Regions from separate parts of the Homo sapiens genome. Here all the other regions are linked to region 1. The links are chromatin contacts, found by Hi-C or POLR2A ChIA-PET in ENCODE. All regions are on one chromosome and are shown on one strand. Each heading gives the region's core, a stretch centred on a gene start or an enhancer-like site at or near the end of the contact. The rest is flanking DNA. Distances are from core to core; before and after follow the strand shown. Region 1 holds the start of HOXC4 (homeobox C4). Region 2 holds the start of GPR84 (G protein-coupled receptor 84). Region 3 holds the start of CISTR (chondrogenesis-associated transcript).

What was found. A loop is a pair of places that touch in the nucleus more often than their neighbours do. ChIA-PET counts read pairs that join two places held with the same protein, here RNA polymerase II (POLR2A). Pooled maps may share reads with other maps.
Region 2: a loop to region 1 is called in a pooled map, with 2.8 times the contacts of the local background. The contact joins the promoter of GPR84 here to the promoter of HOXC4 in region 1. A Hi-C loop is called at or near these places in 1 of 168 maps with a recorded cell type or tissue (motor neuron), 1 of 37 single-sample maps with no recorded cell type and 2 of 50 pooled maps. POLR2A ChIA-PET finds 5 or more read pairs at or near these places in 4 of 52 experiments (BJ, GM12878, PC-9 and 1 more).
Region 3: a pooled map shows a loop between it and region 1 (4-fold over the local background). The contact joins the promoter of CISTR here to the promoter of HOXC4 in region 1. A Hi-C loop is called at or near these places in 3 of 50 pooled maps. POLR2A ChIA-PET finds 5 or more read pairs at or near these places in 4 of 52 experiments (GM10248, GM12878, H1 and 1 more).

What each region holds. Positions count from the first base shown.
Region 1 is chr12:54,052,508-54,055,151 of GRCh38, forward strand. HOXC4 (homeobox C4) reads left to right here and starts at 1,328. Exons shown (of 2, transcript NM_153633.3): 1 at 1,328-1,854; 2 at 2,343-2,644. The coding sequence starts at 1,416. RefSeq lists enhancers at 1-105, 106-1,087, 383-542 and a cis regulatory region at 1,119-1,619.
Region 2 is chr12:54,363,172-54,365,815 of GRCh38, forward strand. It overlaps GPR84 (G protein-coupled receptor 84), which reads right to left and starts at 1,315. Exons shown (of 2, transcript NM_020370.3): 1 at 1,222-1,315; 2 at 1-688. The coding sequence starts at 680. The region is part of intron 1 of GPR84-AS1 (GPR84, ZNF385A, ITGA5 and GTSF1 antisense RNA 1); the gene reads left to right. RefSeq lists an enhancer at 1,244-1,333.
Region 3 is chr12:53,750,643-53,753,286 of GRCh38, forward strand. CISTR (chondrogenesis-associated transcript) reads right to left here and starts at 1,337. Exons shown (of 3, transcript NR_186108.1): 1 at 1,132-1,337; 2 at 1-323. The region is part of intron 1 of LOC105378250 (a long non-coding RNA gene); the gene reads left to right. RefSeq lists an enhancer at 1-300 and a silencer at 917-1,186.

The sequences.
Region 1 (2,644 bases), core at 78-2,577:
AACTCTGAGTTATGGGCGATCAGTTAATTGGAATCGGTGGCATGACAGGACCACCCCTAGCTGGGGGGGGGGGGTGGTGGTTAGGAAAGCAGCTTTTCCTGGCCCCCTCCCTCCTCTACGGCCCTGTCACCCCCCTCCATCAGAGTATTACTGTGAGTGGGTGGCAGAGAGAGAGCAGGGGGTGTGAATGGGCTGGAGACCCCAAAGGCTGGCCGTGCCTCCCCAACTTGGTGAGCTTAGCCTTCCGTTTTTGGAAAGCAGCCTGGAGCTGGCCTTTAGGAATTCGTGTTTACATGTAAACACACGTGTTACATGGATACAGCTCCTAGCCAGAAGCAAGCAGGCTCTACCCACACAGGCCTCCCTCTTAGCTAGGTCTGCCCTCTGTGGGGACAGAGAAAGAACTCTCAGGATCTTGGCTGGGCACCATCACAGGGCACTGACTCCTGGCAGAAAGCTCTCCTCCTTGCCCCAGCTCCTTGGAGATAATTGTCAGAAAATAGCAGGCCGGGCTGAATGGGGAGTGGAAACAGAAGCCAGCAGTAGAAGAGATCCTCTGCTCTGGGGCTGGGGCAGGGAGGGTCAGTGGGTAGCAGGGGAAGGCGAGACTTCTGAACTCTGCTTTTGCCAACCACTTCCTGTCTCTCTTCAGCGGGGGCTCAACCCCCAGACCTCCAGAAATGACGTCAGAATCATTTGCATCCCGCTGCCTCTACCTGCCTGGTCCAGCTGGGACCCTGCCTCGCCGGCCGCATGGCCAGAGGGTTGGGTGAGTGTGTATGGGGAAGAGGGGCTGGACTCTGGTATCCTTGGATGGGGGGCACTCCAGGCTCTCCAGCCTCCTCGGCTCAGCCTGGGCCCCTCCCCATCCAACATCCACTCCAGTCCTCATTCAACTTCCTCTTCCTGCGAAAGAGGGGCGCTGCCCCGTGACCTACACAGACTGAGACACGATCGCCATGAATGGAGACCTCTGGAAAAGCTCAGGAGCCGAGGCCCACGGGGCCCAGCAGAGGCCTGAGGGGAGACCCTGGGCGGGGGCTGAATCACTGCCTCCCGACAGTCCCCCAATGCCCGGGCTTTGGAGGGGAGCCGGGAGCTTCCCATCTCCTTTTGCAGGGGAGGGTTGTCAGTCTGGCGGGATGTGCACTGGGGGCACTCCAACCTCTGCTAGCTAACCCCACATCACCACCCACCCCCGCCTCCCAGCACCACCACCACCACACACACAAAAAAATTGGATACATTTTGAATAAAGCGATTCGGTTCCTTATCCGGGGACTGGGTTGCTCCGTGTGATTGGCCGGAGGAGTCACATGGTGAAAGTAACTTTACAGGGTCGCTAGCTAGTAGGAGGGCTTTATGGAGCAGAAAAACGACAAAGCGAGAAAAATTATTTTCCACTCCAGAAATTAATGATCATGAGCTCGTATTTGATGGACTCTAACTACATCGATCCGAAATTTCCTCCATGCGAAGAATATTCGCAAAATAGCTACATCCCTGAACACAGTCCGGAATATTACGGCCGGACCAGGGAATCGGGATTCCAGCATCACCACCAGGAGCTGTACCCACCACCGCCTCCGCGCCCTAGCTACCCTGAGCGCCAGTATAGCTGCACCAGTCTCCAGGGGCCCGGCAATTCGCGAGGCCACGGGCCGGCCCAGGCGGGCCACCACCACCCCGAGAAATCACAGTCGCTCTGCGAGCCGGCGCCTCTCTCAGGCGCCTCCGCCTCCCCGTCCCCAGCCCCGCCAGCCTGCAGCCAGCCAGCCCCCGACCATCCCTCCAGCGCCGCCAGCAAGCAACCCATAGTCTACCCATGGATGAAAAAAATTCACGTTAGCACGGGTAGGCAACTTTGCTTTTTGCTCCCCCCCTCCCTCCCTTCTTCCCTAGCGCTCCCCACCCTCCTCGGCCCCCTCTGGCCCCCGTCCTCCTTTCTCTCCTTCCCCCTCTCTCTCCAGGAGCGACTCTGGGTTAGCACAATTGAACTGGATTTACGAGCGAGAATGGGTAATTACATCCCCCATAAATTTTATGGCTTAGCTACTCTGGGCAGTCCGAGCCATGTGCTACGATCTGTTATGTATGTGTGAAAACTATGCTCGCTTTCTAAGGGCGCATAAATAATTCAGTGTCGTTACAATGAGGATTCCCCTCTTATTACACTACAAAGTCTTCAGCTTCCTTCAACTTCTTTATAACCCATTTAAGCTTGATGACTTTATTTCCACCACTCCCTCCTCCTGTTTCTCAGAGCTGAGGATGGGGTGAGGGTGGGGGGCGGGGAGCCTGCTGCCTCTGAACCCCACTATTTGCTTTTCCCCTCCCCCCAGTGAACCCCAATTATAACGGAGGGGAACCCAAGCGCTCGAGGACAGCCTATACCCGGCAGCAAGTCCTGGAATTAGAGAAAGAGTTTCATTACAACCGCTACCTGACCCGAAGGAGAAGGATCGAGATCGCCCACTCGCTGTGCCTCTCTGAGAGGCAGATCAAAATCTGGTTCCAAAACCGTCGCATGAAATGGAAGAAGGACCACCGACTCCCCAACACCAAAGTCAGGTCAGCACCCCCGGCCGGCGCTGCGCCCAGCACCCTTTCGGCAGCTACCCCGGGTACTTCTGAAGACCACTCC
Region 2 (2,644 bases), core at 65-2,564, 310 kb after region 1:
ACATGGTTGGAGTGGATGCTTGCCTGTCGCAACTTGTATTGGTCCAGTGCCTGTGCTGCTCGTTTGACCTGGCGGTGGATGAGGCAATAGAAGATGCCAACACTGCTGAGCCCAAGCACAAAGTAGATGCCCATGAGGATGGTGGTGTAAGGCCGGCCTCGGATGCGGTCAAAGCTGCAGGTGCAGACTACAGGTACCAGGATATAAATAGGCCAGAGGGGAGCAAAGCTGGCCACGCCCACAACCCAGGTGCTCACCAGTGCCAGCACTATCCCCTTGGCACTGAAAACTTGGGGAAAAAGCTTAGGGTGGGCAATGAGGAGGTAGCGTCCCAGTGCGATGAGGCAGAGGGTCAGGATGGAGACAGAATTGGAGGCAAAAAGGAGGAGCCCAAATACCCTGCAGAAGGTGGCACCGGTGCGCCAGTGCAGGTGGAGGTAGGTGTCCACAGAGAAGGGCTGAAGGAGCGTGCAGTAGAGGAGATCAGCCAGTGTGAGGTTGGCTATGAGCAGGTTGAATCGGGTACGGAGCTTGGGCTGGATGGCCAAGGCCAGTAGGGTGAGCACATTGCCCACGGTGCCTGTCACAGCCACCACCACCCCCCAGCTAACTGCAACATAACGATAGCCCAGCACAGACTCATGGTAGCAGGAGAAGTTGGCGTCAGAGCTGTTCCACATGATAGAGGCTAAAGAGGCAGAGGGTGGAAGAGGAAGAGGGAATCAGAACCTAGCATTCAACTTAGATCTCTTGAACAGTTCTGGGACCCTGGACATCTAAACTGTTCCTGGACCTCACCTTAATTCAGTATCCTCCTGAACCATTCCCAGGCCTCTTCATCTCAAGATCCCTAACTCTCTCCTTAGGTTCTCTTAGTCCTTTCCCATTCTCAAATATTTCCCCAAGTTTTTATCTAAATATCTCTTGCCTAAATATCTTAGTCTTATTCTGCTCCAAACCTCAGTCCTCTTCTATATCCATCCCGCTGCTCTCAGTAAACCCAGTGCCCTCCAACTTTTTTAATTCCTTCCCCATCCCCAAAGACCCCCAGGAGTCCCCTCTCTCTATTCAGCATCGTGTATTCAGGATCCTCTCTGTATTCAGTTCCCTCTGCTCCTTTCCACTACACACACATATAGGCTTTAGTCATTTCTGTTTGTTACCACCTGGGAGATGAGGAGACCAAGAAGGTAAAAGTATACCCACAACAAAAGTGCTTACCTGAGTTTCTCAGCCTTCAATTCTTTCTATAATGGAAGAAGTTCAACTCACCCAAAGAGCAGTCCTTTCTGGTGGACAGTTAGGCTTCAAGCAGGAGACATCCTGCTCTTATGTATCCTATTATAGTCCACTGAAAGAATAAGAAACTCCCCCATTACCCAATCCCAGCCACTTCCTTCACCACCTCCGGTCCTACTCATTTTGCTTCGGCTAGTGAAATCTAGGCTTCTCTGTTGAAAGTCCCCCGCTACTTACCTCAGAGTGGTTTCACTCTTCCTTTCTCCTTCCTGAAACCCAAACTCTGTTTTCTTCCCCTCTTTGCATGGCAGAACTCATCTGTAAGATCATTGCCAAGAATTGCTAGGGCACGGAGTCAGAGCATCAGAACATTTGGGCCACTCCTCAAAGGGCCAAAAGATAAGACCAAGTTCCAGGAGCAACTTTAGGTACCCCCAGAAGCCTTGGGTTTGTTTCAGAGGAGCACTACCTTTCTTGTCTCCACGGCTTAGACATGGTTCAAGTCAGAGGGACCCATGTGACACCCTAGCACATTTGAGAAACCAAGTCAGATGAAGAAAAGTGGGGAATGAGGCATCCAGAATTCTGGTTTCATTCTCCTCAAGGGATCAGGGTCCTGTTCAATCATTCATTTATCCATTTACCCAACAACTTAGTACTGAGTGCCTACTATACACCAGACTCTGATCTAGACACTGGGGATACAAGAACGTCTGATATATGGCCTTGTGCATAGTCTACTAGGGGAGACAGATACATAAATATGCAAATGCTTAATCGATTCTCCAGAGCAAGGGTGAGTAAACTTCACCCTATGGGCCAAATCTAGTCTGCTGTTTTTGTATAGCCTGTGACCCAATCATGTTTTTTTTCCATTTAAAAATGGTTATATTTTAGGCCAGGTGCAGTGGCTCACGCCCATTATCCCAACATTTTGGGAGGCCAAGGAGGGCAGATCACTTGAGGTCAGGAGTTCGAGACCAGCCTGGCCAACATGGTAAAACCCCGTCTCTACTAAAAATACAAAAATTAGCCAGGCGTGATGGGTGCGCCTGTAATCCCAGCTACTAGGGAGGCTGAGGCAAGAGAATCGCTTGAACCCGGGAGGCGGAGGTTGCTTGCAGTTAGCCAAGATCACATTGCACCACTGCACTCCAGCCTGGATGACAGAGCAAGACTCCGTCTCAAAAAATAAAATAATAAATAAATAAGTAAGTAAAATAAAAATGGTTATATTTTAAATTGTTATATAAGTGCCTATGTAATATCCTCAGTTTTATCTCTTGATTAACACAGTTTAAAATATTTATAATCAGGCCCTTTGAGAAAAAGTTTGCTGAGGCTTGCTTTAAAATACTATATAGGCCTGGCTTGGAGGCTCATGCCTGTAATCCCAATGCTTTGG
Region 3 (2,644 bases), core at 87-2,586, 300 kb before region 1:
TGTACCCCAGGCTCTTGTCTATCCATCTGTGTGACTGGCATGTGGCTATGCCTGAATGCGTTTGTTCATTTGTGTGTTTCCATGTGGTCATGTGCGAATGGTATCTCAGTTGCTTTTTGTGTATTTTACTTGGCTACGTGTGGCGAAGGGCAGCGTGTGTGTTTTGCGCGCGTGTGTGTGTGCGTGCTCGTGTCTGCAGGAGGAGTGGGGCCGGCAGGGAGCCCTGGCTACCCAAGCATTGCCGTCTGTCTCTCTCCCTCCACTGGCTCCATCTGCCGTCGCTGAGGTCGTGACAAGGAGGCAAACAGCAAAACGGCAAACAGCTACGGCGGGAGAAACAAGAACATTGTAAGCCCCGCGCAGACTGTCCCTGTGGAGGAGAAAGGCACATGAGCAGCCAAAGGGACGGACACTCACACACACACACACGCACACACTCACTCCTGCGCACACAGGCTGCTCCGCGGACACGCTTCACGGAGCAGGTGTGCCCACGCGCAATACCCTCCTGGCCCACAGGCCTCCGCACGCACAGGACACACACACACACTCTCTCCTGGCCTCCCTCCCGCCGCCCCTCCTCTGAGCCCTGCGGCCCGGCCTTCCGCACCTCCCAACGCCTGCAGGGGTTGGGGGCGCTGGGGCTCGGGGCGCTCACTCGGACCTCGGAGCCAATCGCCAGAGATCTAATGGCTCCTTTGGCAGTGGGAAGGGGTGTGCGTGGGTGTCCTCTCCTTCACTCTTTCCCCAGCCCTGTCGCCTCCCACCCCCCTTCCGGCCGCGGCAGTTTCCGAAATCGCCCGGCGGCCGCGAATTCATTAGTGGGGGGCGGATGTAAACGCAGCGCGGTGGAACGTTTTAATTAGGCCTGAACAATAAACAAGCTAAACGAGGCGCGCAGGACTCCCTGGTGGGCCCTCAGCCTCCTCCGCGCGGCGCGGACTCATTACGGCTGCAGCCAATTTCATGCCAGCGCCGAGCACTGGCTGGGCCGGGAGTGGGGTCGGGGGTGCGTGCGGGTGCGATCCGGGCCTGCAGGGTGCGGAGCGGGGGCGTCCCGGGGCGAGGGCAGCGGGCCGGTTCCCGCCCGCCCGGGGCCGCGGCTTCCGCATTTCTGCACCATCCACCTGCCTTTTTCAGTGTCCTTGAGATGACGCTCCCTCCCCACACCAGAGCGGCCGGCTGGAGAGTCTAGCTTGCTTTTTAGGGTCTCTCTCCCGCCTCTTTTCCTCCCCCGCTCCCTCTCTCCTTGCGGCTGACTCCAGCTCCCCCTCGGTGCCCGTAACCCTCCTTTCCTCTTTTTGCCGCAGTCTCCGTCTCTCTTCCACAGGGTCTCTCCCTCCCCCTCTCCCCGTGGTTGTCAGACTTTCTCCTGGACTTTCTCCGCCCCGCACCGCCCGCCCCGGATGCCGAGCGTGGTAGACTCTGCAGCCGGGCTCCTCGCTGCCCGCTGGCGCTGCCTACACCCCCTTGGGCTCCCCTCCAAGGTCCCCTCCGCTCGCCCCTCTCTGCCCGCTGCCGCCGCCGCCGCCGCCTTCCAGGCCTCTCTCCACCCTCTGTCTCTTTCTGCCTGGGTTCTTCCTTTGGGCCGTCTACCCTCGGGTTTCAGGTTGGGCATTGCTCCCGCACCCTACTAATTGGGGCTCTTCTGGACCGATCCAACCAGCGAAGTCGAATTTGGCTCGTGTCCTTCTCTCCCTTTTTTGCGAAGCTGCAGACACTGCTTGCTGGCCCTCCGGCTCTGCCGGGACTTCCCTGGTTCTAGGTGGCGGTGGGTCTGTGGCTAAGTTTGAATCCCAGCCCTGGGCCTCACCATGTGAGTCTTAACCTGGGCTTGCTCAGCTGTAAAATGTAGGAAATAATTTTAGGTGCTTCATGTTGTGGGAATTAGCGCTGTGATAACGAATGTAACATGCTTGGCACATGGGACTTAGTCTATTAGCTCTTCCCTTCTGCCTTTCCTCAATCTGCTCCTCTCCCTAGCCTGGAGCTTTCTTAAAGGGTTTTGAGGAGAGAAAAACCAAGGTCACAGACTTTATAGGCCCCCCAAAATTGAATATCAGAAATTGTAAATGGTTCAACCTAACAAATGCACTAGGCTCTGATTGCAAGAAGTGCTGCTGAGTGTGTACAAGAAGGGAGGACCGGGATTGGACTGAACTGCAGAACAAAGGAAACCATGTGGACTGGCACACTGGACTGAGCAAATTAAAACCTAAGGGACACGTCAACCCGCATTAGTCCTGCCTCAGCAGTATGGCTGCCCTCTTAGGGCTGCAGAGTCATGGGACTGTGTCCTCTTGGGGGCTGCAGTGGATCTAGGAGTCCAGCTCCCCCAAGACTCCTGCACCAAGGCAGGAACCAGACTCCTAGAACCTCATACCATCATACTTCTCTCCCATCTATACATCACACACACACACACACACACACACACACACACACACAGAGAGAGACACACGTGTCCTTTGAGATTTTTAAAGGAAAATTACAAAGTGTGGGCCTGGAATTCTGTCTCTGCTTCAGTTTCTTTCCCTAGTTCCCTCCTGACTCCTAAGAAGCAGAATCAGCGAGTCGCACACCTTCCCCTGTGTGTGCTGCCCATTGTATTGGGCACTGAGGGGAGATCCAGAGGGAGGAGCAC